4 separate regions of the Homo sapiens genome follow, and all the other regions are linked to region 4. Evidence: chromatin loops called from intact Hi-C (ENCODE). Cell type or tissue: MCF 10A. All regions are shown on one strand. Links, peaks and the distances in the headings refer to the core of each region. The heading gives the core; the rest is flanking DNA. Region 1 holds the start of C1orf35 (chromosome 1 open reading frame 35). Region 2 overlaps JMJD4 (jumonji domain containing 4). Region 3 overlaps SNAP47 (synaptosome associated protein 47). Region 4 has its middle 81 kb from the start of ZNF678.

What was found. A loop is a pair of places that touch in the nucleus more often than their neighbours do. Peaks named below come from ENCODE experiments on the same cell type or tissue, not always from the same donor. Only the 100,000 strongest peaks of a DNase experiment are listed, where the experiment ranks them.
Region 1: it touches region 4 in a loop (6-fold over the local background); 3 of 110 quality-filtered maps call a loop at or near these places.
Region 2: a loop joins it to region 4, with 9 times the contacts of the local background. A loop is called at or near these places in 18 of 110 quality-filtered maps.
Region 3: it touches region 4 in a loop (12-fold over the local background); 41 of 110 quality-filtered maps call a loop at or near these places.

Annotation. Positions count from the first base shown.
Region 1 is chr1:228,099,436-228,106,716 of GRCh38, reverse strand. C1orf35 (chromosome 1 open reading frame 35) reads left to right here and starts at 3,392. Exons shown (of 8, transcript NM_024319.4): 1 at 3,392-3,583; 2 at 3,668-3,818; 3 at 4,029-4,074; 4 at 4,157-4,239; 5 at 4,335-4,407; 6 at 4,552-4,637; 7 at 5,244-5,378; 8 at 5,463-5,986. The coding sequence starts at 3,490. The coding sequence ends at 5,586. It overlaps MRPL55 (mitochondrial ribosomal protein L55), which reads left to right. Exons shown (of 5, transcript NM_181463.3): 5 at 1-32. RefSeq lists enhancers at 2,465-3,184, 3,185-3,905, 3,906-4,625, 4,626-5,346, 6,457-6,696 and silencers at 3,628-3,897, 4,058-4,227, 4,478-4,557. In MCF 10A, for the core only: a CTCF peak has its summit at 4,287 (motif pointing right); DNase peaks (open chromatin) are centred at 3,296 and 4,256.
Region 2 is chr1:227,723,815-227,731,537 of GRCh38, reverse strand. It overlaps JMJD4 (jumonji domain containing 4), which reads left to right. Exons shown (of 6, transcript NM_023007.3): 6 at 1-347. It also overlaps a transcript of SNAP47 not described here. Among named protein-coding and RNA genes, the nearest start is that of JMJD4, 7.6 kb to the left of the region's middle. RefSeq lists enhancers at 1,168-1,217, 3,031-3,636 and a silencer at 3,018-3,357. In MCF 10A, for the core only: a CTCF peak has its summit at 1,020; DNase peaks (open chromatin) are centred at 1,007, 3,017 and 3,327.
Region 3 is chr1:227,755,806-227,763,528 of GRCh38, reverse strand. SNAP47 (synaptosome associated protein 47) reads right to left here. Exons shown (of 5, transcript NM_053052.4): 3 at 4,044-4,534. Among named protein-coding and RNA genes, the nearest start is that of SNAP47, 24 kb to the right of the region's middle. RefSeq lists enhancers at 568-657, 978-1,127, 1,311-2,061, 5,130-5,189, 6,989-7,078 and 1 more. In MCF 10A, for the core only: a CTCF peak has its summit at 926 (motif pointing left); DNase peaks (open chromatin) are centred at 918 and 3,978.
Region 4 is chr1:227,478,346-227,486,068 of GRCh38, reverse strand. No RefSeq gene overlaps it. Among named protein-coding and RNA genes, the nearest start is that of ZNF678, 81 kb to the left of the region's middle. In MCF 10A, for the core only: a CTCF peak has its summit at 4,341; a DNase peak (open chromatin) is centred at 4,338.

The DNA.
Region 1 (7,281 bases), core at 2,282-7,281, 620 kb before region 4:
TGTTCTTAAATCACTCGTTCTTGAAGCTGCCACCTGGAGTCTGTGTCTGTCTCCCCACTTGGTGTGTGCCCCAGACTGGCAGCTCATCCCCTGAAAGGCATCAGCTCAAGCACAGAGAGAGCTCAGTGGACTAGCAGGGTGAGGGTTGGTGTAGATCAAACCTGTGGGTTTTGGACACTGCTCTGGGGCTGTGGTGCACGTGGACAACCATGTGGGCAGTACCCAACACCACCAAGCTCTAAGCTCTGCCCTCCCAGCCTCAGGGGCACCAAGGTGACTGCCCTTCTGACAGCACAGTGGCCCTCAGGTTGGTTCCTAGGAGGGGCTGGGTGTTCTGGGACTCAGGCATCAACCTTGGTGGGGCAGTCCTAGGACCATCTGGACCACAGCCTGCAGCTCCCTGCCCTGGCCCTGCATTCCCAGGCTGCCCCAGGGAAGGTCCTGCCCTGGGAGGGTCCCCAGAGGAGCAGCCAGCCCTGGTTGTCCTTGACTCTTAATGGGGTCTGCAGAGCACTGCAGTTACACACAGCCCAGGGAGATCCACGGACCCTGCTTCATCTGTCCAGAGGCTGATTTAACTCAGGACCAGCTCCAGCTAATGTGCAGGCACCTTCCACACGCACAACAACCCAGGTTTTGGACAGCTCAGGGCCCAGACTGCTTCCTGTCCCTGTCCTGGGATGTTACTGGGTCCCACCTGGCAGGCTGTCTCTCTGACACCTGGAGTGCCCGACAAAGACTTCTTGCAGTGGTGTTCTGGGATTGCCAGGGAGGTGTGGGAGTGTGTTCTGTCATGCCCCTGTGATGACAGTGCTTATAACTGAGGAGCCTGGGCAGTGTCCCCACCTTGCAGGCCCATCCCTTGCCCCTTAAGCTTGTTCCTGGCCCTCTGCTCATCCCGCTGGCCTTCAGCTCTGCTGAGAAGAGCCTGCAAGGGATGTCCTCTGGCCCTGCCCCTGTCCTTGTGACCGAGCAGTGCCTGACCTCACGTGGATGGGCTGTGTGGCTGCCTGGGACTCTGCCTTGCAGGGTTACTTCCTGAGCAGCCTCCCTGGAGCCCCCGTCTCTGAAGTTGTGGCTCAATCCCTGTGGCATATAGAGCCAGCTGCCCGGCCACTCTGTGCACTCACTTGGCCCCCCCCCTCCACTACCCAGCCTCCTCCCACTATAGTGGGTTCCCCTGGGATCTCCACTGCCCCTCCACTCCCTGACCGCCACCCTCCTGGGTCCAGCTTCGCTGCTGTCACAGAGGACACCACTGTGACCAGTGCCCCCAGCTGGGCCTCCACCCAGCAGGCACAGGCCATGCAACCTCCACCCTGGTGACCCCTCCTCCTGTGGCCTACGGCTTGTCAGGCTAATGGGCTCAAAACTGACCAGGTCTTCCCCACAAACCTGGTCCTCATGTTGACAGGTGGCTGCTTCATCCTCACAGTTGCCCAGACCAGAGCCTCAGAGCCGTCCTGGACTCCTGCCCAATGTCCACCTGGCCCTGCTATCCCCTCTCCACCACACCTGACATCCAGTCAGTGGTCAGACTCCACAGCTGGGCCCTGCCCACATGGCCCAAGTCCACCCTGGCCTGGCAAGCTGCAATGGCACCCAGGAGATGATGCCCTACACCCCAGGGAGCCTTCCTGGGAGTCGGCCAGTCACCTTCTGTGTGCCTGGCTGTGGCCTGCTGCTCTGCCCTCGCCATGCACCTGCTCCATGATGAAAGCTCATGCAGTGCCTCATGAGGGAGATGGCAGCCAGTACTTGCTAAGTAGATAGATGAGCCAGACGTGTGGCTGTCTGCCAGCCTGCTCTAACAGCCTGACCCATGGACTGGGTCACTAAGAAACAGAAATTTCCCACAGGACAGTAGACCTGTATTTCATCCAGTTCAACCTGTGGCTGGAATTGCCCCAAAAGTGGTGGCAGTAGAGTTCCCACAAGGGAGTGCCCCACACCATCCTGAGATGGGGCTGGTTAGGATTCTACAGATTGAGCATGCCAGGGTGATTCGCCCAGAGCATTTATTCGTGGGGCTTTTGTACAGAGTGGGCTGCAGCAGTTCTTGCAATAGGCAGTGAGAGAAATGAAGTTCTCTCTAGGTATGTCCGTGGGGGAGGGGGTTGGTGAATGGAATTTATATGAGGGTTTGAGGAATCTGGCTCAGGCTGAGTCCAGTTTCTTTCTGTGTTTTGAGCAACAACCTAGTTACTGTCATCTGTGCCTGGGAACGTTCATGGCTATGGCTCGGGTTCAAGTCTGCAGAGGAAATTATACAGTTGGCGAAGTCACAGAGTGGCCAAGGGACTCTGTTTCTCAGTCAGCACTGGGAATGAAAGTGGAAAGGGGAAGCAGGGGTACGTCACAACCTCCAAAATCAGGGTGCCCAGCACGCTGAGGTTCTGGTAAGGGGTTTCTTCCAGACTGCAGACTTCCTTCCCGCTGCCTTCACACAGTAGAAAGCTGCACAAAGCTCTTGGGGTCCCTTTTATGAAGGCTCTGTCCTCATGACCTAGTCACCTCCGAAGCACCAACGCCTTGGGGTGAGGATTTCACATGGGAGTTAGGGTGCACATTCAGTTTAACACGGCAGGGATAGGACCAGTGCTCTGAGGGTGTCTGGGTAGCTGCTGGTTCATCCAGAAGTTTACTGGGTAATACTCAGAAATTCCACAAATCATTAAGGTCATTACCTTGTTAAGCTCCCGATATGGAATCGCGACTAGCAGTGACCAATTGGCGGTGTTAACTAGGCGCATCTTGTGTGTTTTCTTTTTTCTTTTTTTATGAGACAGGGTCCGCTCACTCGTTCAGGTTGGAGTGCAGTGGCGCGAAGTCCTGGGTTCGAGATCCTCCCGCCTCAGCCTCAAAGCGTTGGGGCTACAGGGGCGCGCGCGCGCCTGGCCCATTTTAACTTCTTATTTTTGAGACAGTCTCGCTCTGTCGCCCAGGCGGGAGTGCAGTGGCGCGATCTCGGCTCACTGCAACCTCTGCCTCCCGGCTCAAGTGATTCTCCTGCTTCAGCCTCCTGAGTAGCTGGAATTACAGGTGTGCACCACCACACCCGGCTAATTTTTGTATTTGAGTAGAGACCGGGTTTCACCATGTTGGACAGGCTAGTCTCGAACTCCCGACCTCAAGCGATCCGCCCGCCTCGGCCTCCCAACTTGCTGGGATTACAGGCGAGAGCCACTCCGCCCGGCCCCGTTTTAACCATTTTTAAACTTCCAGTTCAGAGGCGTTCCCGCGCCCGGCAGGGTAGGCGCAGTGCGCAGGCGCCCAAAGCCGACGTGGAGGTGATGCGCGGGAGCACAGATCCGGGGCAGTGCGCTGCGCAGAGGCGCGCGGCGAAGCCGAGTGGGCGCGGGAGTGACGTCACGGCGCGCGACGCGGAGGCGGGGTCGGGCCTGGGTCCGACGGTAGTGGGTAGCGGGTCTCGGGTTGCGGGTTGCAGGTTGCAAGCCGCAGGCCCCAGGCAACTGCCTTCCCGGCGCCATGTTCGGCTCCAGTCGTGGAGGCGTGCGCGGCGGGCAGGACCAGTTCAACTGGGAGGACGTGAAGACTGACAAGCAGCGGGAGAACTACCTGGGTGGGTGCGCGCGGTGGGCGGGCTCCGGGCTCCGGGCTCCGGGATCCCGGGCGGGCGCTGGACTCACAGCGTCTACGTCCGCAGGCAACTCGCTGATGGCGCCGGTAGGCCGCTGGCAGAAGGGCCGCGACCTCACCTGGTACGCCAAGGGCCGGGCGCCATGCGCGGGCCCGAGCCGCGAGGAGGAACTGGCAGCCGTGCGGGAGGCGGAGCGCGAGGCGCTGCTGGCCGCCCTGTGAGTGTCCGCGGACGGCAGCGGTCGGTGCCTGGGACGGCGCTGCCGGGGCAGGGTGGGGCCGGGGCCGGGGACTGGGGGTCGGGCTGGGCGGGAGCGGGGCTGCGGGGACTCGCGCGGGCGGGACCCTGAGGACGAAGGCTGGAGTGGTGAGGACCTGTGGTGGGAGGAGGTCCGTCCGTCCTGACGCCTGCCCCGGCCCTCTCGCAGTGGCTACAAGAACGTGAAGAAGCAGCCCACGGGCCTGAGCAAGGAGGTAACTCCCCGGGGTGGGGGGCGCGTGGAGGGCCGTGGGTGTGGGGCCGACTCGAGCGCTCCCTGTGCTCTCGCACCTGCAGGACTTCGCGGAGGTCTGCAAGCGGGAAGGAGGCGACCCCGAGGAGAAGGGCGTGGACCGGCTGCTGGGGCTGGGGAGCGCAAGGTGCGGGCGGGTTTCCAGGGGAGGGCAGCACTGGGCTCGATTGCTCGGGTGAGGCGGACCCCTGCCGTACTGTCTTCATCGCCATGTCCCTGCAGTGGCTCCGTGGGCCGCGTGGCGATGTCCCGAGAGGACAAGGAGGCCGCCAAACTGGGGCTGTCTGTGTTCACGGTAATCCCCCGCCCCGCCTGACCGCAGCAGGGGCTAACAGGGGTGGGGCGGGGCGGGGGCACTGAACGGAGCTCCCCGGGGCGCTGCGGGGCGTGGTGTGGGGCCGGCCCGCAGACTCCTCCGCAGAGCTCGCTTCTCCCGCAGCATCACCGCGTAGAGAGCGGCGGGCCCGGGACCTCGGCAGCCTCGGCCAGGAGGAAGCCGCGGGCGGAGGATCAGACGGAAAGCAGGTGAGGCTGTGCCACCTGGGCTAGCTGTGCCCCGGGGTGGGGGGTCTCGGGAGGACCGGAGCGGCTCCCACTCGGGCAGGTGGCAGCTTCTCTTGGCGCACCGGCCCGGCGGGTGGCCTGCCCTACTTTACTTCCTGTCCCAGTTACTCCTAGGTTTTTCTCTAGGGGAGTTTCTCGGGTCACCCTTGAAGAGAGGTCCTAAGTACTGGCAGTGGTCGGGCGCTGTGCCGTGGGAGGGCACTCAGGACCTGGGGCGGGGCCTTTTCCTGCCGTGGGTGGCACCTCCAGGGCTTCTCCTGGATGGTGAGCCTGGGCCTGACCCTAAGAGTGGCCTGGTGGGTGCAGGTAGGAAGGTGTCAACCTGCCAAGGGCACGGCTGGGGTGGGGCAGGGGCGTGCTGTGGAGATGGGGATATTGCATCTGTTTCTAACCCACGTAGCCACTGGCCACGTGACTACGTAACTGAGGAGTGGAATTTGTAGTTTGATTTAACTGATTTAAAGACGCACTTGTGGGTGGTGGCTTCATCTGGATGGGGCCTGCTTGTGTTCACTCTCTTGGCTTGCAAGACTAGGGTCTGAGGCACACCTTGTATCCTCCTTGTAGTTGTGAGAGCCACAGGAAAAGCAAGAAGGAGAAGAAGAAAAAGAAAAAGAGGAAACACAAGAAAGAGAAGAAGAAGAAAGACAAAGAGCACAGGCGGCCAGCTGAGGCCACCTCCTCTCCCACATCTCCTGAGAGGTATGCCCTGGTCCATATCTGCCTCTTGGGGGTGGGGGCCTGGTTGACTCCTTCCGAGTGACTGACTGCCATTGGTCTCCCCAGGCCCAGGCACCACCACCATGACTCCGACTCCAACTCCCCCTGCTGTAAGAGGAGGAAGCGGGGACACAGTGGGGACAGGAGGAGCCCGTCTCGCAGGTGGCATGACAGAGGCTCTGAGGCCTGATGGCTGGACCCTGCTCACTGCTGTTGTGGGACCCTGAACCCTCCCTTCACCTTGCTTGCCTCCTGCCTCGGAAGCTCCTTGGGTGTGGGTGAAGCCCGAGGCTGCTCCTGTGGAAGTGGCTCTGGGCACCAGCCTGTGGGGCTAAAGACTTGACAGCTAGCTCTGGAGCAGCCGGCTTCCTGGAAAACCTCCAGGTTTCGCATACCAGGGATGGCCCCTGGCTTGGCCTGCGAAGGTGAACCTGCCCAGATTTATCAGTAGAGGCTGGACTCCCTCTGTGTCCTGCCCATGGTTGCAGCAGCCATGGGCCTATGAGCGGTCTAACTGTGGCCAAGTATGGTGACCTCTATTTTTCTTTATATTGACTCTTTGTATTTCAATAAATATATTTTAAAAGGAAGGTATATCAAATTGGAAGGTCAGTATCAGGGGTTAATGAGATCCCACTGGAACGTCGGAGCTGGGGTCTGTCTCCCAGGAGTCTGAGACCTGGTGATTTTTTTTTTTTTTGAGTTTCACTTTTGTTGCCCAGGCCGGAGTGCAATGGTGTGATCTCAGTTCACTGCAACCTCCGCCTCGCGGGTTCAAGCGATTTTCCTGTCTCAACCTGAGTTGCTGGGATTACAGGCGCTGCCACTACGCCAGGCTAATTTTTGTTATTTCTTAGTAGAGACGAGGTCTCACCGTGTTGGCCAGGCTGGTCTTGAACTCCTGACCTCAGGTGATTCGCCCGCCTTGGCCTCCCAAAGTGCTGGGATTACAGGTGTGAGCCCCGGTGCCCATCTGATTCTTAATGTCCTGGGGGAATGTAGTCCTCCCATGTGTGCCCAGAGCCCCCACCAAAACCCAGGGAGGGCTGAGGCCCTGGAAGCAGGTGCTCAGCTGGCAATGTGGGAACCTGGGGCAGGGAGCCCTATCCCTGCGACAGGTGAGGTCAAAGACTGCAGTCTGTGGAGGCACAGCCTCAATTGGGTGTGGGGGTTGGGGAGCTCCTCCAACTGCCTGCTACCCCAACCCTCAGCTCCGCTTCTCCAGAGGCAGTGGGCTGGGTGTCCCTTCTGCCTGACCCTAAGAAGGATCAGGGCTGTTCAGGATGTGTGCGGCCACCAGGCTGCATGGCATAAAGACAGATGGCACCTGGGCTGCATCACAGTTCAATGCAGCGTTGCAGTGTTGGGATCAGAGGCATGAGCTCCCTCACCTGGCCTGTTTCTGATTTCAAGGGAAGTTATGCAGACCTTCCTCAGGGCCCTGGCCAAGGTGTAGCTTGTGGCTTTGACCTCTGCCCTCACCCTCGGGTGGCTACTGGAGTAGAGACTGTGCTGTCTTGGGTGCTGTCAAGGGGGATGAAGGTTGGGCCACCTAGCCAGGGCAGCCCTCTCTTTTGGGACTCTGCCCAACAGAAGGCAGACCTTAGACCTGCTGATGGCCCCATCCCAGAAACAGGTACCCCCAGACTGGCAGCCCCCTGCTGCATGGCATCTTGAGGAGAGGTGGGGGCTGTGCCCACTCAGGCAGGGACCATTCCCTGGTTGGCACAAAGCCCTATGTATGCTAGCAGTGGCCCTGCCCCATAGCCAGCTATACAAAGTGGGGTTCAGCAGCAGGCCGATGGAGGGAAGGACGGAGGCTGAGGTCTTCCATGGTGCCTGCTGACCCCTGCCCTGTATGGCCCAGGTCTCATTGGCTGGGCCC
Region 2 (7,723 bases), core at 910-5,909, 250 kb before region 4:
CCAGGCCTGAACCCTCTAGTGGATCCACAGTTTGTGGAGACTGGCACTCTCCCAGCCCTGTCCTTGACCGAGAGTCCAGCATTTTTTCAGTTGGCCCCTGGTTGGCTGCCTCACCCCAGCAGGGGAGGAGGCATCCGAATCCACAGGGACGGCACGTGCCATGGCTATGCACATTGCCTGCCCGTGGCATCAACTGGGGCCGCTGGCACTTGTCTAGGATGGAAGCCCCCAAGAAGGGCAGGGGTTTCTGTCTGCTCTGTTCAGTGAATCATGTGAAGTGCTTGCAAAGGCAGCTTTACACAGTAGGTGCTTCATATGTGTCTGTCGAATGAATGCGCTCCAGCCAACAGCTTTCCAGGGACCTGTATGCTGGGCCCCCCTGCTAGCTCCCGGGGACCCCTGGTCTGTACGGGAATGCCCTGAGACATCCGGCCTCCTACAGATGGAGCTGGCGCTGCCCAAACCACGGGCAGCAAAGGTGCTTTGTCGGGGAGGAGGGGGAGGTAGCAAACATGCACGGCTGCAGCCTTGCCAGGACCAGGCCCAGGCTGAGTGTGGGCGTGGCTCACCCATTTAGCCCCTCCGGTAACCTCTGAGCTTGGGCCTCTTGGCACCCTGCCACACAGGCACACCTGAGGCCAAGAGTGGGGGTATGTGCCTCGGACACTGCCAGCAGGCAGCTGAGGTGACCTGTCCTTCAGCTTCTGTCATGATGAGGGCAGCACTGTGGACCCCAGGGCAGCCAGGGCCCAGTGCGAACTGGCAGCACAAGGTAGCACAGGTCGCAGCCCATTACCATCCAGGCTGCTTGGTCCTGCGCTCCTGAACTGTATGTGAAGACCCTCATGCTTCCGCAGTCAGGAGGCAGTGCACAGACGCTCCCGAGAGCCCTGCTAGCCTCAGTCACTTTTTCTTGGTTAAAGCAGGCATTGAGAATCTCAGGCTGGGGCTGTTACAGATGCAGCAAAAACAGCAAATGCCAGAAGCTCTGTGGGGGGAGATAGAGCCCTCCACAGGGCAACGGCTGAACTGCAGCCGGCATCGATGACTCCATAGTCAATGACCATGACTCCTTTTGCATACCTCACTCCAGATTGGCAAAAAAAAAAAAAATGCTGACACCAGGGCCAGGTGGGTTGTGGGGCAGCCGCTGTGCAGAGTGTGGCTAGACAGCAGTTTGAAGTGTCAGGCAGGATGCCCCTTTCCCAAGTATGCCGCCCTGGGATCCTGTCCGGGGTTGGGGAGGCATGCTGTCAGCACATGTGAGGGCCTTCGCAAAGGGAATTTCACCTCTGCAAGAGGCCTGACAGGCCACGTCTCCCTGGGAACCAACCTCCTGGGGTACGAGGTGAGGAGCTGCAGATGTGCGGTGGTTAGCCCCTGCCCTTTGCGTGTCATCCCTATCAAGTGTGAGAAAGGACAGGCAGGCTGCAGCTAACTAGTGTTCCTGAGGAAAGGGGTCAGAGAAACAATGCAGATGCTCAAGACCTAAGGCTACGTGGGAGCTGCACATAGATGGATATACTTGCAAGTGTGGGGACAATGGCTGTGCACCCCACCATGCCTGGGTGAGGGCGTGCAGTGGCCCAGATTCCTTGGGGAGTGGGACCTGTGGGCCCCCATAGGAAGGCTGGAAAAGTCAGGCCCTGCTGTCTGCACAGACTCTAGCCTGGGAGGACACAGAGTGAGGGAACATGATGGGGCCTAGGGGCTCCTCCAGCACGTGCCTGCCCTGCCCTGGGCTTGCAATTGTGATTGGCTGGAATCCATGGAGGTGGAGACAGGAGCCCCAGGTCAAGTTGTTGCTGGCTGTGGCAAAACCAGGCTCCCTGCATCCTGGGGGCTGTGGCCTCCGGAGAAGGTGCCTCCCCCAGGGACCAAGACCATCCTCATGCTTGTGCCTTTCCGCCTGCTGACCCAGCCGAAGGGGCAGCTCCTTGGCCAGCTACCCTGAAGCCCACATCCCAGGTCTGGGGCATCCCTGAGAGCCACATCCAAGGCCACATCCTTCCCTTTGCTCATCCATGCTCCAGAGTGTCAACCTCAGCCCTGTCCCCCATCCACCACTGTGGGTGGTTTTGGCAGGTGATTGTGCCAGCGTCCCACAGAACTGCAACTACCAGCTGCACCTTGGGTCCCCAGGCAGAAAGAAGGCAGGCCCTGGTTTCCAAGTCAGTGACTTGTTCCACTGGCCTAGAAGCCAAGGGTAGGGACCAAGATGTCCAGTGTCCTGTTGTCTGTACCCCCAAAGTCAGCAGCCCTGGAGGCAGGAACTCCAGGGACCTGGGCCTCTCACTCCTGCCTGGGGTCTGACCCCAGAAGTCCCCTTCCACAGGCCCCAGTTACCCTCCCACTGCAGGCTCTGACCTACAGGAAAACAGCTGGAGCTGGGCTCCTACCCTGTTCCTCTGGGAGAGCCAAACCCTGTCCTGAAGCTAGAGGAAAATCCACGGGCAGAATCCTGCAGACGCACACCCCAGATAGACCCCACCTGGGGCCCCACGCCCTAATCAGACCCCGCCTGGACCCCTCGCCCCACCTAGAGAGCCGCAGCTCGTGGATCCTGGCCTTCCTCTGCAGCCTGCCGCCCCCCTCCCCTGCGTGAAGGCACCAGAGTGTCCACCCCCGCGGCCCCACTCAGAGATGCGTGCCTGCTCCCATCGGAGGCCTTCGGCTCCGCGGCAGGGCCTGCCTGCTCCCGAGACCGTTCCCCTCGCCTCTCCTGTCGGGAATCGGGGTCTTGGGTATTACCTTCAAATCCGGCCATCTTCCCGCCACAGCGAAGGAGAATCAGACAGCCCGTGCCAGGGACGTGGGCCAGGTCCTCACTGCCCTTGCTTCTGGGACCCTGTGAGGGCAGGAACCGGAGCCTTGCCCTCATGACTTTGGTTGGGGGCAGTGCCAGGTGGGAGGTTTCCTGTCGGGCACTAGGTTGGGGCGGGAGGCGGGGCGGGGCCGGGAGGGACAGGCGGGGAGGGGGCGGGAGGCTGGATCGAGAGGGCAGGGGCGGGAGGAAGGAGGCGGGACCGGGGCGGGAGAGCCAGGTGGGGCGGGGCTGGGAGGGAGGCGGGGAGAGGACGGGATGGGAGGGGCAGGCGGGGCAGGCAGGGCGGGCGGCGGGGCCCAGGACGACCCTGGGGCTTCCCTGGCTTCAGGTCCCTTCTGAGCACAGCGGGGCCCGCCCCCCCCGCTCCGGTGGCAAGCACCGGCCCTGCAGCCCCAGCCAAGAAACCCAGTAACAACCCTTCCCTACCCTTGTGTTCCGGGCAGCGGGACGCCCAGGGTCCAGCGAACCCTGCAGGTGCAGGAGCAATGAGGCGAGCCTGGGAAAACCTCCTAGCCCGGAGGTGCCCGTTGACTCACCGCCTGTGGTTCCAGCAGGGACTCTGTGCGCCACAGACTGTACAACCCCAGGTCCTTGTTCTCCCAGCCCGGCAGGCTGCTGTCTGTTCAGAAGGAACTCCAGGCAACTTAAATATGTGGAATCAATCAGTGCACTTCAAACTTATGAAAAGGTCGAAGAAGAAATGAAAAGGGACATTAGAAAATACACTGAATGGCCGGGCGTGGTGGCTCAGGCCTATAATCCCAGCACTTTGGGAGGCCGAGGTGGGTGGATCACCTGAGGTCAGGAGTTCGAGATCAGCCTAACCAACACGATGAAACCCCCGTCTCTACTAAAAATAGAAAAGTTAGCCGGGCGTGGTAGCGCAGGCCTGTAATCCCAGCTACTTGGGAGGCTGAGGCAGGAGATTCGCTTGAACCTGGGAGGCGGAGGTTGCAGTGAGCCAAGACTGTGCCACTGCACTCCAGCCTGGGCAACGGAGTGAGACTGTCTCTAAAGAAAAAGAAAACGAGGAGGTCTGAGAAGTTCCCAGGTATGTGCAGTTATCTCTTCACGTCACCTCATGGGTCCCATGTGCAAACTGAGGGGGAGTTAGTATGAAACATGCATCGAAATTCAGGCCATGAAGTCAACAAGCTCATTCTGTGGAAATTCCGGCTGGCCATATTGGTTCCAATTGGTTTCAGGCAGTTTTTTCTTTTTTAAGAGACAGCCTCCCTCCATGTTGCCCAGGCTGGGGCACAGTGGCCTGGAACTCCTGGGCTCAAGCGACCCACCCACCTCAGCCTCCCTAACAGCTGGGACCACAGCATGCCCGACCACGCTAGACTTATTTTTACTTTTTGTAGGGACAGTGTCTCCCTGTTTTTTTCTCCCTCAATTTTTTTTCTTGATATCATAACATGGGGGAGTTTCAGGGTTTCAGCAAGTTGTTTATTTTCTTATGTGCCATCCTGCAAGCTCAAGAATTTCTGCTAGTCATTGGTCTTTGGTGTGAGGTTTTGAGACTATGTTTTCTGAAGAGGCCATATATGCAAAGTGACTCCCAAACACAGAAGGAACTGAGAAACCAAAGAATGAGGCAGACAAATCCAGTTTGTCACTTGGAGGTGATTTTTTGGGGAACTCACAGAAGCATGGTCTTGGGCAGCCACAAGACGGGTAGATCTCTGCACTGTTACCCCCTAGACTCAGGGCTTATATATTTTTGGGGAAAAAGTATATGTGTCCTGGAAGGAATGTGCAGGCAACTGAAATAGTGCTATGGGCATCACAGTTTATGATGTATGCTGTAGCATCGAGGGTTGTTTTGGAGGAATGGCGAGACTTACGGTAGATAGGTGTTTCTACATAGAGTACGACTTCAACTAGACATCTTGGAGGCACTCCCAGACTCATGCTTAGTTAGGCATCAGTGTGGCAGATTAGAATCTAAGAGGAGTGACTCTTGTCCCCATACTAAAGATGGAACATTTTTCAAAAAAGTACAAGAAGACAGAATCCAGCAACATATAGAAATAATTATCTTCCATGCCAAAGTTGGATTCCTCCCAATACAAGATTGGTTAACAGCCAAAAATCATTTAATATAATATGCCATATCAATACAATCATAAACAAAACCACATGACCATCTTAACAAATGCAGAAAATAAATTTGACAAAATCCAGCATCTTTATGATGAAAACATTCAACGAGATAAGAACAGGAGGGAATATGCTCAGACTGCTAAAGGGCACATGAAAACCCTGCAGTGGCTCACGCCTGTAATCCCAGTACTTTGGGAGGCCAAGATGGGTGGATCATTTGAGGTCAGGAGTTCGAGACCAGCCTGACCAACATGGTGAAACCCCATCTCTACTTAAAATACAAAATTAGCTGGACATGGTGGTACATGTCTGTAATCCCAGCTACTTGGGAGGCTGAGGCAGGAGAAACGCTTGAACCCGGGAGGCAGAGGTTGCAGTGAGCCAAGATTGTGCCATTGCACTCCAGCCCAGGCCACAAGAGTGAAACTCTGTCTCAAAAAAAAAAAAAAAAAAAAAAAGAAAAAGGAAAGAAAACCCTGCAGCTAACACCATGCTTCGTGGTGGAAGCCTGTATACTAATGTCCTAAGATCAGGAACAAGATATATACATCCACTCTAATGACATCTGTTTATCATTGTACTGGAGGTGCTAACCAGGACAATTTGGCAACAGAAATGAATAAAAGCCATCTAGATTGGAAAGGAAGAAGTACGATGATCTTTGTTCACAAATGATATGATCTTATATTTAGAAAAATGTAAGAAATTCACTAAAACATATTAGAATAAAGGAATTCAGCAAACTTAACAGATGCAAAAAATTGGTTATATTTTTGCACTTAAGAAATGAGCATTGAAAATGAAATTTAAAAAGCCTTCTATTTACAATAAACTCAAAAGCAAAATAATTAGAAATAACTTTAATGACAGACATGTAAACTGGAACACTGAAAACTGTATCTCAAGTGTGGTGCAAGGTCAGAGACAAGGAAGCCCATGGATATATGTGTCTTTCCACAATGTCAGGCTTTTATTGATTCTATTCAATCACAAAAGCCACAAGCTACATGGAGTTCCCGAGGAGGCAATTCTCCTTAGTAGTTCCCGTTCACTAGGTAGTCAGAGCCACAGGCACACAGGCTCAAGCCACTCCACAAGTCAGTAAATATTGCAAACACTACCTAATAGTATACTTAATATGTAAATGTTATAGATTAAACATTTGACAACAAAGTAACATTAACATCAAGAGAAGAGATAGGAGAAAATGTTAAAGAACCAGTTCGAGGAGAACTTAAATGAAGACAAAGAGAATCTTCTGGTCTGGGCCAGGCAGTCCATCAATCTTGCAAGAAAGAATCTTTGATGGGGCAGACAGAGGCTTTGGCAGCAGATGTCGAGTTCTTATTATGAGTGCCAGCAAGATGGTGTTAGTTAAGACAGCTGTTTTGAGCTGCTGATGGCCTGCTATTTTTATGACAACAGAGTCCACTGGTGAGAACTGATAGTGGATGAGTATGCTTGTTTATATCCTTATATGGTTGGATGCAGGCCTTTTTTTAAAATTTATTAAGCAAAATATCTTATCCTTGTTGTCAAAGTGTCCTAAGAAATGTAAAATGGAGTCTTTTTTCTAAGATGGGGTTACTTAAGTCAAGGGTGCTCTCTACACTACAATACATGGTTATCATCCTTGAGCCTTCTCTCCTTGGCTCTGAGGACTTTACCTTCTTGGGGAAAAAAGGGGATTGCATTCTTGGCCTTTATATTATTAGAGGTGGGCTCTGGGTAAGGTCTACACAACCAAATGAGTGTTCCTATTTCCATTTTTATGGATAGAAGCCTGAGGCCCACAAAGGGAGGAAATGATGATCCATATCCCAGAGGGCAGAATATCAGGCAACATTTCCCTCTACCCAGCCCCTCCCCACTGTCCTGTATTTAAGGTACCCCCAGATGTGATACCAATGGGTGTTTAAGAGAAAGCCCTGGGATCCGGGAGTCTGAGGAAGGGGGATTAGGGATTCCAAGTCTGAGGTGTAAAAAAAAAAAAAAAAAATGACCAAGGCAAGTCTCAATCACTTTAAGAGGTTTATTTTCCAAGGTTAAGGATGTGGAATAGAAAAGAATACAGAACCACGGGAAAAACTGTGGCCCATGGTTTCTCCAAGGAGGATCTGGGGACCTCAACATTTAAAATGAAAAGGGTGGGTATTGGGGATTGAGGAAGGAATTGTGAAAAGGGTGTGGGTAAATAAGAGGCAAGCGGTTGCATCCTTTTGAGTCTTTGATCAGCCATTCAATGAATACACAATTTACGTTGGGGGGGTGGGTAGAGAAATAGTCACACATTTATCTAGCTTGGTGAATCTGCATTTTTGCATAAGATAAAATAAACATAGGGCACAGGAAGCAATCAGATATGCATATATCTCAGGCAGAGGGATGACTTTGAGTTCTGTTCTTTGTTCCATACCTGTGAATATAAGCTATCAATTTACATTGTCAGGGTGAAATGAAACAGAACTGTTTTAGGGTAAAAATCTTGGAGCCCACAATTTGTGGGCAAATTGTGAGAGAGGTGCGATGCTTTTTTTTTTTTTTAAATCTTTGTAGCTATCTTATGTAGACACGAAATGGGAGGCAGGTTTGTGTGACCCAGTTCCCAGACTGACTTTTCCGTTTGGCTTATTTAGTTTAGGGTCTTGAGATTTATTTTCCTTTCACAGGGGCAAGAGGGCCCTGGGAAGATCAAGGCTGAGCGTCCAGGTTCCACAGAATGGAGTCACTGAGGGGCAATTGTAGAATAAGAGAGTGTGGAAAGTAGAAAAGTTCCTCTTCAGAGCT
Region 3 (7,723 bases), core at 908-5,907, 280 kb before region 4:
GCCTCAAAAGACGCCTGGCACTAACGAACTGCAGAGACAACCTCAGCCACCCCAATGCTCTGGTCCTTTACTAACTGCCCACTGCATCCGCCTGCCTCCTGCCCTGTCCTGCTGCTGGTGCTGCTGTGCAGACAGACACACGGCCCGGGGAAGCAGAGGTACAGGCAAGGCTGTCATCAGGGAGCTGGAAGCCCAGGCAGGCCTTACCCCCAAGACAGGCAGTGAGTGACAAAGAAAAATCTCAGTGATCAAACAGCCTTCAAATACGCTGTGCACAGCAGGGTAGAGGCTCACGCCTGAAATCCCAGCACTCTGGGAGGCTGAGGTGAGAGGATCACTTGAGCCCAGGAGTTCAAGACCAGCCTAGGCAACACGGCAAGACCCCATAATTAAAAAAAAAAAAAATTAGCTGGGCATGGTGATATGTGCCTATAGTCCCAGCTACTTGAGAGGCCAAGGCAGGAGGATGTCTTGGGCCCAGGAGATTGAAGTTACAGTGAGCTATGATTGCACCTCTGCACTCCAGCCTGGATGACAGGGCAAGGCCCTGTCTCTAAAAGAAAAAAATAAATAAAAAGAAAAAGAAAATACTGTGCATGTCCCTTGGTAGGATGTGTGGGAAGGAAACCTCACCCTGTGGCCTTCCTCCCAAACCACAGCCCAGGCCGACTGCAAGAAAATCTGAGACAGAGGCTGCTGTGCAAGCCCTGGCCCAGCCTCCAGAAGGCTGTCAGAAGCCACAGGGCCCAGAGACATGTGAGGAGGGTGATTGTGCGGTCCTGGGTGCTCCTCAACGCAAGGACGAGTGTCTAGAATAAAATAAAACGTGCACTTGGCACGCAGCCCTGCAGAGGTCTCTGGAAAGGCTCCCCGCCCCGGGTGTCCCTCCCTGACAAGCGCCCATCCGGTGTCGCGAGGCTGCCACCCTGTGGCCACACGTGCACCAGCGCTCGTCCCAGAGGCAGGGATTTCTGAGACATCCGTCATGGTTTCCACCTCCAGGGAGCCCACAGTTTCCAGCTGAGAGCAGTAAACACAGGGAAGCTGGCACAGAGTCCCTGTGCCTACGCATGGACAACAGCAGCAGGCGGCAGGCAGAGGCAAGGCCTCAGAGCCACAAGTGCCCCACAGACTACTGAGCTCCCATCAAACGGGGCGCCGCCTTCTTGCTAACATAGCACCAGGCAGGGCACCACACGCTCCAACCCCTGCATGGAGCCTCTTCAAGAACACCCTCTGGAGGCACAGCTGCCCCCATGAGACCAGCACTTACCTGGACAGGCCAGGTTGCCCATGGGGGTGAAAGTGAGCACGGAAAGGTGGCACAACAGTCCCCCACAGGAGCAACAGTCCATCTCACACATGCAGCAGGTCCCTGTGGGACTGTGTGCTGTGTGTGCCACATGGCAAGATGGCTGCCCCAGGTACTCAAAACACCACGGGCCGGGTGCAGCTGTGCAAGTGAAAAGACGGTGCTCGCTGTGGCTACAACCCACACTCAGGTGACCTGAACTAAGGGGGCCCTCCTAGCCGAGCAGGGAGGGTGACGCCATCAGTCCTGAATCCTGAATGCACGTTGAGGCCCCCAGAAAAGGTGATAGCCCTCTGACCTCAAACGGCACAGATTGCAGGAACCCACTTACAAACACCAGCCTGCGGAACACAGGAGTGCTCGCCACCACGGTGCAGCCAGGTCGGCAACATGGCAGGGCCACTAAACACACTGAGTGCTTCTCTACTGGGACCCTGGAGAGCAGTCCTGAACTCCACAGAATGTCACAAACTTCCTGCCTGACGCCACACATACCCAGGGACCCCTCTTCAGTCCCCACACCACCAGTCCACAGCACGTCACATACCTCCTCCCTGAAGCCACGTGCAGGAGTACGCCTGTACCATTTACCTTGAATGTGGGTGAAGACCTCTGCTTCCTATGCTTCTGTAGCCTGTCTCCCACTAGGACACTCGGGTTCAGGCCTGCACTTTAGTGACAGCAGCTCATGGTGACCTTTGATCTCATCTTGATCAATGGATTTCATTACATTTCACACCACATGCTCCATTCCATAGGGGTCAATGCCTCTCTTTGCAACCCCTGACTTTAAGACATATACAGAAAGGTGGTAGGTTTTCTGTGATTCAACTACGTGCTGCATATCTAAGGTGTGCACCTTTCATTTTTAGGGTGTGTATTCAGCCCTGGGGCTCATGGGACTCAATCTATTATTATGTGTATTTCTTTCCGAAACTTGAAGCCATCTGGAATAGCAAGCAAAACATTTTCATGTTAGAGAAACAGGTTATAGGAACTGAAATCTTTCTCTTAAGAGAAAAATTAGAGAAACCGAAAGGGTAGCAAATATCTCTTACTTTTAACAGACACCTGGCATTTAAAATCCTGAAGAATACAGCTTTACATGCTGTACGTATAGACACGCATTATAGTGTGGACGTACATGTCACATACATGCACAATACATAGGCATTGATACACATGTGTACATATGTATACATGCATGCGTATTAGCTATAATGCTAATATTAGAAAATGGAGTCTTTTATGACATTCAGATTTCTTAATCAGAGCTCGAAGACAAACTGCAGGGGAAAATCGGTGGATTTTACCATGGCAAGATAAAAGATTTCTGTAAGGGAGGAAGAGACTCTAGAGGAAGTGGCTATAGCCTCTAAAGCCAGCCAAGGCTGATGGACTAGGATAGTAGGAAAGTCGTGCACATCTGTGGGGGAAGAAAGCACATGAGGAAAGAAGAAAACAGAACAGGCCATCCATAGAGCAAAACCTGCAGGGCCAAAACAAATACAACGCATCAGAGGCCCCACCTCCTAACCAAGGAAAGGGTAAAGGCAAGAATAACACCAAGAGGCCACCAGCCTCCCATCAGACGGGCAGGACCATGGCGGCTCCTAGCACATAAGCCTCGGTCCTGTGCTAGGGAGGAGGTAGGCCAAACGTGGTGGACGTGCCAAGACCCAGGGTGTCTGCCCCTCAGCCCGGCCCCCAGGACAGGCCAGCTGAGCATTCACAATCTACAATGGAGTCTGCGGGAAGGTACCATGGCCACTCCACACACATCTGAGAATGCCACAAACACACAGAACCACGCTGCACAGTTCTCCAACACACAGATCCCTAATAGCATGTTTGGGCGCCAGGCTAGGAAAACCTAGATTAAATGCCCAGGGAAACAAGAGTGGGCAAAGTAGGGGTGATGGGAATGGCCCCACCAGGGGAAGTGGAGATGGTGCCAGTAACAATCCTGAGGTGCTGGTTCCCACATCAAAATGAGGGGAGATGACAGAGACAACAGCAGGAGCTTCCTTTTGCTCTGATGCACTCATTCTGAAAGCCCTTTCTGTGTCGTAGCAGGTTCTGCATCACCATAACTGAGCACCTGAGACTGGGTAATTTACGAAGAACAGACCTTTAGTCAACTGACAGTTCTGTGGGCTGGGAAGTCCAAGGGCATGCCCTGGCTTCCACCAAGGGCTCTCGTGTTGTGGCAGAGACACTCAAGGGGGAAGCGGACACAGGCAAAGAGACAGAATCAGAGGGGCATCCTGCCTCCTAACAACCCACTCTTGGGAACTAATGCATTCCCAGAATTCATCCAGGCTTCCCAGAGGGAGCACTCACTCACTACCATGAGAACATCACTGAGCCACCCAGAGGGCAGAGTCCTTGTGACCAAACACCTCCCAGCCCTGCCACACTGGCGACCAAATTTCCACATGAGCTTTGGTGAGGATAAACTGTATCCAAAGCATGGTACCAACCGCTTTGGAATTCACGCACCTATCAAGTGTACAGTTAACTCTCAGTGATTTCAGATTCACAGATGTCAAGTACAAGGAAAATGGTCTGGAATTGTTTTTATGTATAAACAAACGAGCTGTCTCTAGCAAGCTGGAGGCCAGCAGCTGCTCTAGGTGACGCATCTGTTAGGCATTTCCCACAGGCGTGCTGAGTCTGCCTGTAATTTTAGAAGTCTGTGCACGCGCTCACTGCCTTGTCGGTCACTAACCTGCATGCCAGACTGAGCAGCTCTTCTCTGCGGGGGAAGAGGTTCTTGCGCTTCTGAGCACCAATGCATCTTCTAACAGCTCCATCTTCTTGCTGAACTGCACTTCTAAAATGGGGATAACCTCTGGCATCTTGGCAGATATCAAACGATAGGCCATGTCTGGCTTTCCAATAAACCGCTGGCGGATGCTAATTTCGTAAGGTGAGTGGACCTTGATGTCGTCCACGTCTTCTCTTTCAAACCTGTGCATGAGCAAAGAACTGGAGTCATGTATTTCCAACCCAGACACAAGGACGGTGAGCCTCCCTGGTTTAACGTGAGACTCTGTTCTGTGGGAAATAACAGCAGGAATTTTTATCAGTATCCCTTCTTTCCCAAAGGGTTCACAACTGGTCATGGAGACATCTTCCCTGGGCTTTGTTTCCGGTGGTGTCTTCCAAAGCTTGGAGCTAAAGGGCCACCAAGCAGGAGATTCCAGTTCTGTCAGCAATCTGAAAAAGCAAACAAAACATGGAAAACTGGATCAGTTCATTTTTAAGGAGTAATACCTTTTTTTTTGGAAAACGGTTTTAACCTTTGTAAAGCATGTTGCCATTTTACTCTACTTCATTTCCACAAGCACTCCATGAAGCAGGAGGCACAGGGACTTTTATCTCCAGTGTGAGAAGAGAAAGCTGGGGGCCAGCAGTGAGAACATTCATCTAGATGCAAAGCCAACCAGCAAAAAGACAGCAAAAATGCACACCTTCTGCCTAGAATATCACTCTGCCCACACCCTGCTGCCTTGATCTGGGTCATCTTGATTCAAAATGAAACCTGTACTTACTGTCTAGGGAGCTATCTAACAGACCTTTCTGCAGTGATGGAATGTTCTACGTCTGCGCTGTCCATACTGTAGCAGGCACACGTGACAACTGAAGCTCTGCCTAGCAGGCCCCTTCCCCCAGCCTCAGCCAGACTCAGCATTAGATGCTTCCCCACCACCCACACTCTCAACACCCACTCTCGTCCGCATGCTCCAGATTCCTGTTGGTGCCGACTGCACCTCCTCCTCAGAGTACACTCTGCACCCTGTCTTTCAGCCTCTGCTGGGATTGGAGTCTAGTTGAGCATCTACAGGTGTGGGGACAGAAGCTGAGGAGAACCCGGCACGTCTTGCAGGATGAATCTCCCTAGACTGGGAGGAAGGGCTACCTCTACTGGCCAGGAAGTTTCTGTGGCCTTCAGGGACTCAGCGTCCCCAGCTTCTGCAGACTGCAGCCATGCGTCTACACTGGGGTTCTCAGGGTCCCATTCCTTCTCGGTCATGCCCTCAATGTCACAGCAGATGCCATGCACAGTTAGAATTCAGCCATCTGCAGCAGGAGACTCCAGATTCTGTTTTCACAAAGCTCTGTCCTGCAGCTACAGGAGCTAAGGGCTTCCCTTGGGGCAGATCCAGAAACGTCCAGGCTGTTCCTGGAGCACCCTGAGCTCATTTGTTTCTTTCCCCATGCTGCCCAGCAGGGTGACTGCGTCAGTCAGGTTCTCCAGAGAACAGAATCAGTGGGTATGCTGGGGGGAGAGAAGGAGGGGCTTATTTGAAGGAATGGCTGCCATGGTTGTGGCACTGCACCTAAGCTAACTGCCATGGGCCAGCCTATTAGAATTATTAGCAAGATTACATGGGGAAAATCATGGCTACTTTCACTAACTTCCAGTTGAATGTGGCATTTCCTTCCATCCTGACTGTAGACAGCTTCAGTATTAGTTGAACCTTTGACTGTCACCAACAGAAGTCTCATCACATTAGTTATTGCAGATCTCAATATATCACATTAACCCCTGCTTTAAAATAACTGCAGTTACTAGACCTGCCGTTGGCTTCAGTATCCCATACATCAATGGGAAGACATTATATGACCTCAGCAAGAGTTTACAGTACACATCCTGCATTTCTTATAGGCCATTCTTAGTCAAGATTATGTATCATTATCCAAATTAAAACAAAAGGTGCACAGTTTGCTGACTGGCGTTTGGGATTTTGATGAAGGTAGATGAGTGAGCACTCCGTGGCTTCCTTGCCCTGACTTATCTCTAAGTGACTGTAAGATTTTTGATGCAGTAGATGGATGTGAAATGTCAAAATGGTGCCCTGTGCTGGCTGCACCCAAGATGGTCTGTTTTAGTTGCCAAGAGCCACACTCACACGTTTTCTTTTACAGTGATGACTTTAGGTTTTCTTTTACAGTGATGACTCCTAGCCCTATAGTGAAGCTCTAGGGATGAACGTGGAGACTTCTGGTTCCAAAATCATGCCATAGACACAAGCTGGCTCCACTCCTTCAGCTGAAAACCAGAAACAAAGGCACAGCACCAGCAATATCCCAGAACTCAAATGTGAGAATGGGATGGCCCCTGGAGCCACAGAGAAAGGAACAATTCCTAGAGAGACTAAGGGAATTGAACTTCCACATCTGAGACGTCCCTCATCTGGAGAAAGTTCCCCTGACTCACAGTCTCTAACCTGGAAAAAGTGAGATCGAGGTGAACAACCTGCTTCCCTGCCTCTTGGGCTCCCTGGCAGGAGGCCTGCTCCCACCTCAACCCATGGGAAGCACTGCCAAGGGAGAAACGTCCCTGAGCACAGCCAGAAACAGTGGGGCATGGCAGGACCAGGACGCTCAGCCCTGGGTGCTGTGCACGGTAACTTGGCCTAAGCAGACACCTAGAGCTGCTGTTGGGCAGCAACACGCCATGGGAGGTGCAATCCCCAGGACCCCAGGCAAAAGTCCCTCGCCAGCCTCTCCACATGATTGGGACATCCCCTCCAAGATCTACCCCATTTCAGACAGGCAGCACCCTAACTGTTTGCTGGAAATACACGTGGGCAGAGCCACCACCATCGGGGCACTGCTGAGGATGGTAGGATGCTTCTGAGCAGGCAGAAGGACAGGCAGGAGCCTGATCTAAATGGCCGGGGCCGGGTCCAGAAATATTCTGTGTATCAAAGTGGCACCTGGTCACGCACAGGGGATTTTCTTAAAGGTGACTAATTTGCAAATTAGATCTTAAAGGAAACTGATATTGACAAAGAAAGAAGAAAAATCATACTCATACCTAGGAATCTCAAAACTGAAAGGGGACTGAAGGTCCTCTGGGCTGGGGTCCAATGTGAGTCGCGTTACACAATCCAAAAGAGATGAGAGACGCACTGCTCATGTGACAACTTACTAGGCTTTCAACAACTGTATATAGTCAGAAGTGTTGCTTTTATTAAGCCAAATTTTCTTTCCTATTACTTTACCACTGTTGATTTAAAAAGCCACACTCTGTAATATATTTTAAGAGATTTATTCTGAGCCAAATGTGAGGACCATGACCAGTGACACAGCCTCAGGAGGTCCTGCGAACATGTGCCCAAGGTAGTTGGGTTACAGCTTGGGTTTATATGTTTTAGTGGGACATAAGACATCAATCAATGCATTGGTTCAGTCTGGAAAGACAGGACAACGCAAAGCAGATGCTTACATGTTACAGGTAGATTCAAAGATTTTCTGATTGGCAATTGGTTAAAAGATTGGTTAAAAGATGGCAATTGGTTAAAAGTGGCCCCCTGGCGTTGGGCCACTCAGTGGCCCAGGTTCTCCTCCAATTGTCCCAGACAAACTCCACGTCATTCTGCTGGTTGGTGGCCTGCA
Region 4 (7,723 bases), core at 1,740-6,739:
AAATCTCTAACATATATAACAGACAAAGAGCTAATTTGGGTAATGTATATATAAAGCTATCATAAATTATTAAAAGACCAGCAGCAAAATTGAAAAATGGACAAAGAATGTTGTATTAGTGCATTTTCATGCTGATGATAAAGACATACCCAAGACTCAGCAATTTACAAGAAAGAGGTTTACTGGACTTAGTTTCACAAGGCTGAGGAGGCCTCACAATCATGGTGGAAATTGAAAGGCACGTCTCACATGGTGGCAGCAGGAGAGAGAATAATAGCCAAGTGAAACAGGTTTCCCCTTATCAAACCATCAGATCTGATGAGACTTATTCACTACCACGAGAACAGCAGAGGGGAAACTGTCCCCATGATCCAAGAATCTCCCACCAGGTCACTCCCACAACATGTGGGAAATATGGGAGTACAATTCAAGATGCGATTTGGGTGGGGACACCAAGCCAAACCATATCAGATATAAAGAGACAGTTCAAAGAAAAATGTAGATTTTTAAATACTTGCTAATTTTTTTACTGTGGTAAAATAGGCATAACAAAGTTGACCACTTTAACTATTTTGAGGTGTATAATTTAGTGGCATTAAGTACAAATACATTGTTGTGCAACCATCACCACTATCCATTTTCAAAACTATTTTATCATCCCAAACTGAAACTCTATCCATGGAACAATAACTCCCCATTTCCCTTCTTCTCATCCCCTGACCCCCACTATTTTATTTTCTATGTCTATAAATTTGACTACTCTAGGTACTTCATATAAGTGGAAGCATACAGTATTTGCTTTTTTGTCTGACTTATTTTACTTAGCAAAATCTTCTCAAGGTTTGTTGTAGCATTTATCAAAATTTATTTTTAAGGTTGAATATAATATATCATTGTATGTATTGACTATATTTGCTTACCCATTCATCTATAGATGGACATTTTGGTGGTTTCTACACTTTGGCTATTGTGAGTGCTGCTATAAACATGGGTGTGCAAATATCTGTGCAAATTCCTGCTTTCAGTTCTTTTAGGTATATACCCAGAAGTAGAATTGCTAGATCATATGGTGATTACTGTTTTCCATAGTAGCTCTGCCATTTTACTTTCCCACCAGTAGTATGCAAGAGTTCTGACTTCTCCACATCTAGCATTTGCTGTTCTCTGGGTTTTTGTTGTTTGTTTTGGTTTGTTGTTGGTTGTTTTTTTTATGGTAGCTATACTTATATGTGTCAGTTGGTATTGCATTGTGCTTTTGATTTACATTGTTCTCATGATAATTGATGCTGAGCACCTCACCTGTGCTTACTGGTCATTTGTATATCTTCTTTAAAGAAATGTGTATTTTAAAACCTTTGCTCATTTTTAAATTTGATTTTGTTGTTGTTGTTGCTGAGGTCTTTATATAGCCTGGATATTAATTACTTATCAGATATATAATGTGTGGATATTTTCTCCCCCTCTGTGAATTGTATTTTCAATCTATTGATTGTATCTTCAGACACACAAAAGGTCTTAACTTTAATAAAGTTATTTTTATGTATTTTGTTGTTGTTGCCTGCACTTTCACTGTCATATCCAAGAAATTGTTGCCAGATTCTATGTTATGAAACTTTTTCCCTATGCTTTCTTCTAAGGGTTTTATAGTTTTAGCTCTTACAATTAGATGTTTGATCCATTTTTAATTGTTTTGTACATGGTGTAAAGTAAGGGTTCAACATCATTCTTTTCCATGTAAATATCCAGTTTTTCTAGCACTATTTAAAAAATACTGTCCTTTCTCATTGAATAGTTTTGGCTCCCTTGTTGAAAATTATGACCAATATTGCCTTGGTCTTTATGTCTGTCTCTATGCTGGTACAACATTTTTTGGGTACTGAAGCATTGTAGTAAGTTCAAAACCACGAGGCGTTAATCCTCTAACTTCATTTATTTTAATATAGATTGGGACTCTTGGGTTTTTTTGAGATTTCGTCTGAATTTTAGAATAGGTTTTTCTACTTTTGCAAATGTTGGGATTTTTAAAGGAATTTCATTGAATCTGTAGATGACTATAGATAACAATGACATCTTGACAAGGTTTTGTCTTCCAATCCATAAACACATAGTGTCTTTTCATTTGAGTCATCTTTAATATCTTTCTGCAATGTTTATAGTTTTCACTGTACAGGTTTTTCATTACCTTGGTTAAGTTGGTTTCTAAGTATTATTTTGATGGTATCATAAATGATATAGTTTATTGTTATTGTAGAAATACAAATGATTTTATGTATTAATTTTGTATCCTGCAGCTTTGTTGAATTTTATTTATTGCTTCTGACAGTTTCTTTCACAAAAACTATAGGATTTTTAATATACAAGTTTATATCATCTGCAAACAGATACTTTTACCTTTTCTTTTTAGTTGGAATTTTTTATTCTTTTTCTTGCCTTATTGCTCTAACTAGAATCTTCCATACTATGTTAAATAGAAGTGGTAAAAGCAGGCATCCTTGTTTTTGCTCTTAGGATAAAAGCTTTCACCATTATGTTAACCGTGTGTTTTTTTTTTTTAATGTATAACATGTTAAGGTCTTTCCTTTCTGTTTATAGTTTCTTGAGTATTTTTTATGAAAGTGGGTTAAATTTTGATAAATACTTTTTTCTGCTTTGGTTAAAATAATCACATTTTTCTTTACGTTTTTTTCTTTTCTTCTTTACGTTAATGTGATATTACATTGATTTTTATGTGTTGGAGCATACTTTTACTTCAGGAGTCAATTATACTCATTCATGTTGTATAATCCTTTTAATGTACTGCTAAATTTAAATTGCTAGTATTTTGTTGAGGATTTTCGCATCAGCATTTGTAAGTGATGTTTGTCTGTAGTTTTCTCGTGTTTGGTGTCTGGGTAATACTGGCCTCATAGAATGAGTTAGAAAATGTTACCTCCTCTTCAAATTTTTGAAAGAGTTTGAGAAAAACTGGTATTAATTCTGCTTTAAATGTTGGGTAGAATTCAACAGTGAAGCCATCTGGTCTAGGGCTTTTCTTTGTTGCTGGGTTTTTGGTTACTGATGCAATGTTCATACTGAATCTCCTTGATGAATAGGTTTATTAAGCTATTCTATTCCTGATTCTGTCTTAGTAGGTTTTTTGTTTCTAAAAATTTGTTCATTTTATTTAGGTTATTCAATTTTTTTGGTGTACAGTTGCTTATGGTACTCTCTTATATCCTTTTTCACTCTGTAAGTTTGGTATAACTCATTGAAGTTATAACTTCTCCAGTAGCCAATTATTTCAAAGGCCAGACATGTACTCCTTAAAAAATGACTAAAACTGACAGCTTGTAGAAAGCCATAAAAATCTTTATTGTACTGTGTTGTTCTGGTAATACACTTGTAAGATGCTTGCCAAAAATAAATACTGGAAAATACTTTTCAATTTCTCAAGCAGATTACTGCAACAGTAACACATCAAGACTTATTCATTAATAATGAAAAAATATGAATTGTTATACTGAATCTGGATAGAAAAACTAGGTAGTTTTATACCTATCTTCATTATCTGTACAATGTTACCTTTCAAAATATTTTTAAAGTGTTAACTTTATGGGAAAAAATGAGGTATTTGAAAACGGTTAGAAAGTTTAACAAAACCTTATAAACTCACATGTCTTTTACTGGGATATCCTTGAAGATCTGACAGTTTTCCACTTTGTACAGCTTGATCATGCATAATCTTGGAGGCAAAAAGAATGACTCCCAAGGAAATCCTTTTCCAGTTAGATGGACAAATGTCAATTTCAGCATAAGTCAAGATCCTTTCCAGGTAAATTTGCAAAGAGAGCACTGATGTTTTATTTTAGTTCAATTTAGCTGCTGTGATAAGAATGCATGAATGATAGATTACTTCTGTTTTTGGCCAGAAAATAAATGCCTTTTATTTTTATATTCTTCAGATTTTGCTTAGTCAGCCAAAGCAAGAGATCAAATCACAGTTGTAAGTCAGATGTCTCTGCCATCTACTCTGTCCTTAGAAATTTCCAGTCCAATTTTGATCACAGGAATGACTGGACATCTCAGCCAAGGGTATCATGAAGACAGAAGGAGTCATTACCTTCACACCCATAAAAGGCAGCACATGCATAGGCCCAGTGTGCATTAAAGTTGTTAAATGAATACTTCAGTGCCCACCTTGTGCAATGTGTTGCTATATCTAGTTTGCAGGTAGATAGGAATTTCACAGGTATGTCATGCTTGATTGTATAAAACCCAGGGGATACTGAGTACATTGCTATCTTCTCCTTTTCACAATAACTAATCCTTCTGTGGCGCTAGCTTGAACAGCTAGCCAAGAGAGCCTCCCAGTGGCTGCTGTGCAGAACAGCATGACACGTTCAGGTCTTTGGGGCCATAAGATGTTTCCATATTCAGTGCCTTGATAAGGAACACCCGCGTAGAGAAGGGCCCTTCTCACAGCCCCTAGTTTTCCTATCCCCACAATCACTTCATGAAAATTTATTTTCTGATTTGTTTTGTTTTGTCTTTAGAAGGAGTCTAGCTCTGTCTCCAGGCTGGAGTGCAGTGGTGCGATCTCAGCTCACTGCAACCTCTGCCTCCCAGGTTCAAGAGGTTCTCCTGCCTCAGCCTCCCGAGTAGCTGGGATTACAGGCATGTGCCACCATGCCCAGCTAATTTTTGTATTTTTAGCAGAGACATGGTTTCATCTTGTTGGCCAGGATGGCCTTGATCTCCTCACCTCGTGATCCACCCACCTCAGCCTCCCAAAGTGCTGGGATTACAGGCGTGAGCCACTGCACCCAGCTTATTTTCTGTCTTACATCATCTGCAACATTGTCAATTCTGTTGGCTTAAAGGCAGTAACAGCTGTCAGTCTCTGATCCTTGGGATTCCCTAAACTTGCCAAGCAGTTTGTGAGAAAATCTCATGAAGTATTTTACATCTATCAAACATCTACCTGCAAAGAATTTGGTAAAGTGAACAGTTGAGTAAAGGTTATGGAGGTAAGCCGTGAGGTGTTGTTACCTCAAAGGGTGCTCTGCAGAAGCATATGGTCTATATATCATTTGAACTATGTATCAAGACAAAAGGAAAACAGTTCATTTTATGAGAGCTTATTGTCTGAAGGTTATCAGATTGGCAGCTCAGATCTGACAACGTTCTCCAAACCCAACTGTGTTTTCAAAACAGTTCATTTTAAGAGTTTGTTTAGTATCTGAAAGTTAGGTTGGCAACTCAGATCCGGCAGTGTTCCCCAAACTCAACAGTGTTTTCAAAAACAAAATGGCTCTTGAACACAATGTATTCTTAGATTCTTCTCCCTTGCACCCAAACTCCACACTCTCAAGTATCCTAAGAATGAACCTCCTGCCCCAGGTTAATGTTCTATAGATATTAGAGAGCATTGAAACAGCACTGGCAAGCCCTCAACTGCCTGTTGCCTTTACTGCTAAGCTGGTAACCTGTGGACACTCATTGATACCACTTGCCTTCCTGGGTCAATGAGAGAGAGTTCCTTTTTCCCACTATGCCAACTCTCTTATCAGTGTGGTTGATCCTGTCCCACTTCCGCAGAACACTGTTCCCGCAATCACCTCTTTTTGAAGACTTTCCCTCTGCCCGAAATCTTCCCCAATATGACTGTGTTTCCTTTATTCTCATCCCACTCTCCAAAACTCCCCCAGAGATGTCCTCATTTGCTCACAGCATCATGCCCTGGTGCCCGCTTCTCACCTCCCATCTCTCCTTAACCAAACCCACCTGGCCCCTGCCACCATCACTTTCCAGAGACTCCTCATGCCAAGGTGCCCAACCTTCACATCTGCAAACCAGAGCTCTTCATCCCAATGCTCCACTCCCCAAGCCTTCCCTAATCTTGTACAGGGCATTTTTATTTTCCCCACTTGTGAGGCCAGATACATACATTTGAATTGGCTTGTTCCAATCTGTGTGCAACTCCTGCTATGTCTACTTTCACTGGTAGGCTGCATATTTTTGATTCTGTGCTGCCATTTTTCACTGCTCACCTGTATCATCCTAGTTGCTTCTTTTTATTATTATACTTTAAGTTCTGGGATACATGTGCAGAACGTGCAGGTTTGTTACATAGGTATACACGTGCCATGGTGGTTTGCTGCACCCGTCAACTTGTCATCTACATCAGGTATTTATCCTAATGCTATCCCTCCCCTAGCCCCCCACCCCATGACAGGCCCTGATGTGTGATGTTCCCCTCCCTGTGTCCATGTGATCTCATTGTTCAACTCCCACTTATGAGTGAGAACATGCGGTGTTTGGTTTTCTGTTCCTGTGTTAGTTTGCTGAGAATGATGGTTTCCACCTTCATCCATGTCCCTGCAAAGGATATGAAATCATCCCTTTTTATGGCTGCATAGTATTCCATGGTGTATATGTGCCACATTATCTTTATCCAGTCTATCATTGATGGGCATTTGGGTTGGTTCCAAGTCTTTGCTATTGTGAACAGTGCTGCAACAAACATGTGTGCATGTATCTTTATAGAATGATTTATAATCCTTTGGGTATATACCCAGTAATGGGATTTCTGGGTTCAAATGGTATTTCTGGTTCTGGATCCTTGAGGAATTGCCACACGGTCTTCCACAATGGTTGAACTAATTTGCACTCCCACCAACAGTGTAAAAGTGTTCCTATTTCTCCACATCCTCTCCAGCATCTGTTGTTTCCTGACCTTTTAACGATCACCATTCTAACTGCTATAAGATGGTATCTCATTGTGGTTTTGATTTGCATTTCTCTGATGGCCAGTGATGATGAGATTTTTTTTCATGTGTCTGTTGGCTGCATAAATGTCTTCTTTTGAGAAGTGTCCATATCCTTTGCCCACTTTTTGATGGGGATTTTTTCTTGTAAATTTGTTTAAGTTTTTGTAGATTCTGGATGTTAGCCCTTTGTCAGATGGATAGATTGCAAAAATTTTCTCCCATTCTGTAGGTTGCCTGTTCTCTCTGATGATAGTTTCTTTTGCTGTGCAGAAGCTCTTTAGTTTAATCAGATCCCATTTGTCAATTTTGGCTTTTTTTTGCCATTGCTTTTGGTGTTTTATCATGAAGTCTTTGCCCATGCCTATGCTGAATGGTATTGCCCAGGTTTTCTTCTAGGGTTTTTATGGTTTTAGGTCTTATGTTTAGGTCTTTAATCCACCTTGAGTTAAGTTTTGTATAAGGTGTAAGAAAGGGATCCAGTTTCAGTTTTCTGCATATGGCTAGCCAGTTTTCCCAACACCATTTATTAAATAGGGAATCTTTTCCCCATTGCTGGTTTTTGTCAGGTTTGTCAAAGATCAGATGATTGTAGATGTGTGGCATTATTTCTGAGGTCTCTGTTCTGTTCCTTTGGTCTATATCTCTGTTTTGGTACCAGTACCATGCTGTTTTGGTTACTGTAGCCTTGTAGTATTGTTTGAAGTCAGGTAGCATGATGCCTCCAGCTTCAATCTTTTTGCCTAGGATTGTCTTGGCTACATGGGCTCTTTTTGGTTCCATATGAAATTTAAAGTAGTTTTTTCTAATTCTGTGAAGAATGTCAATGGTATCTTGATGGGGATAACATTGAATCCATAAATTACTTGGGGCAGTATAGCAATTTTCATGATATTTATTCTTCCTATCCATGAGCGTGGAATGTTTTTCTATTTGTGTCCTCCCTTATTTCCTTGAGCAGTGGTTTGTCGTTCTCC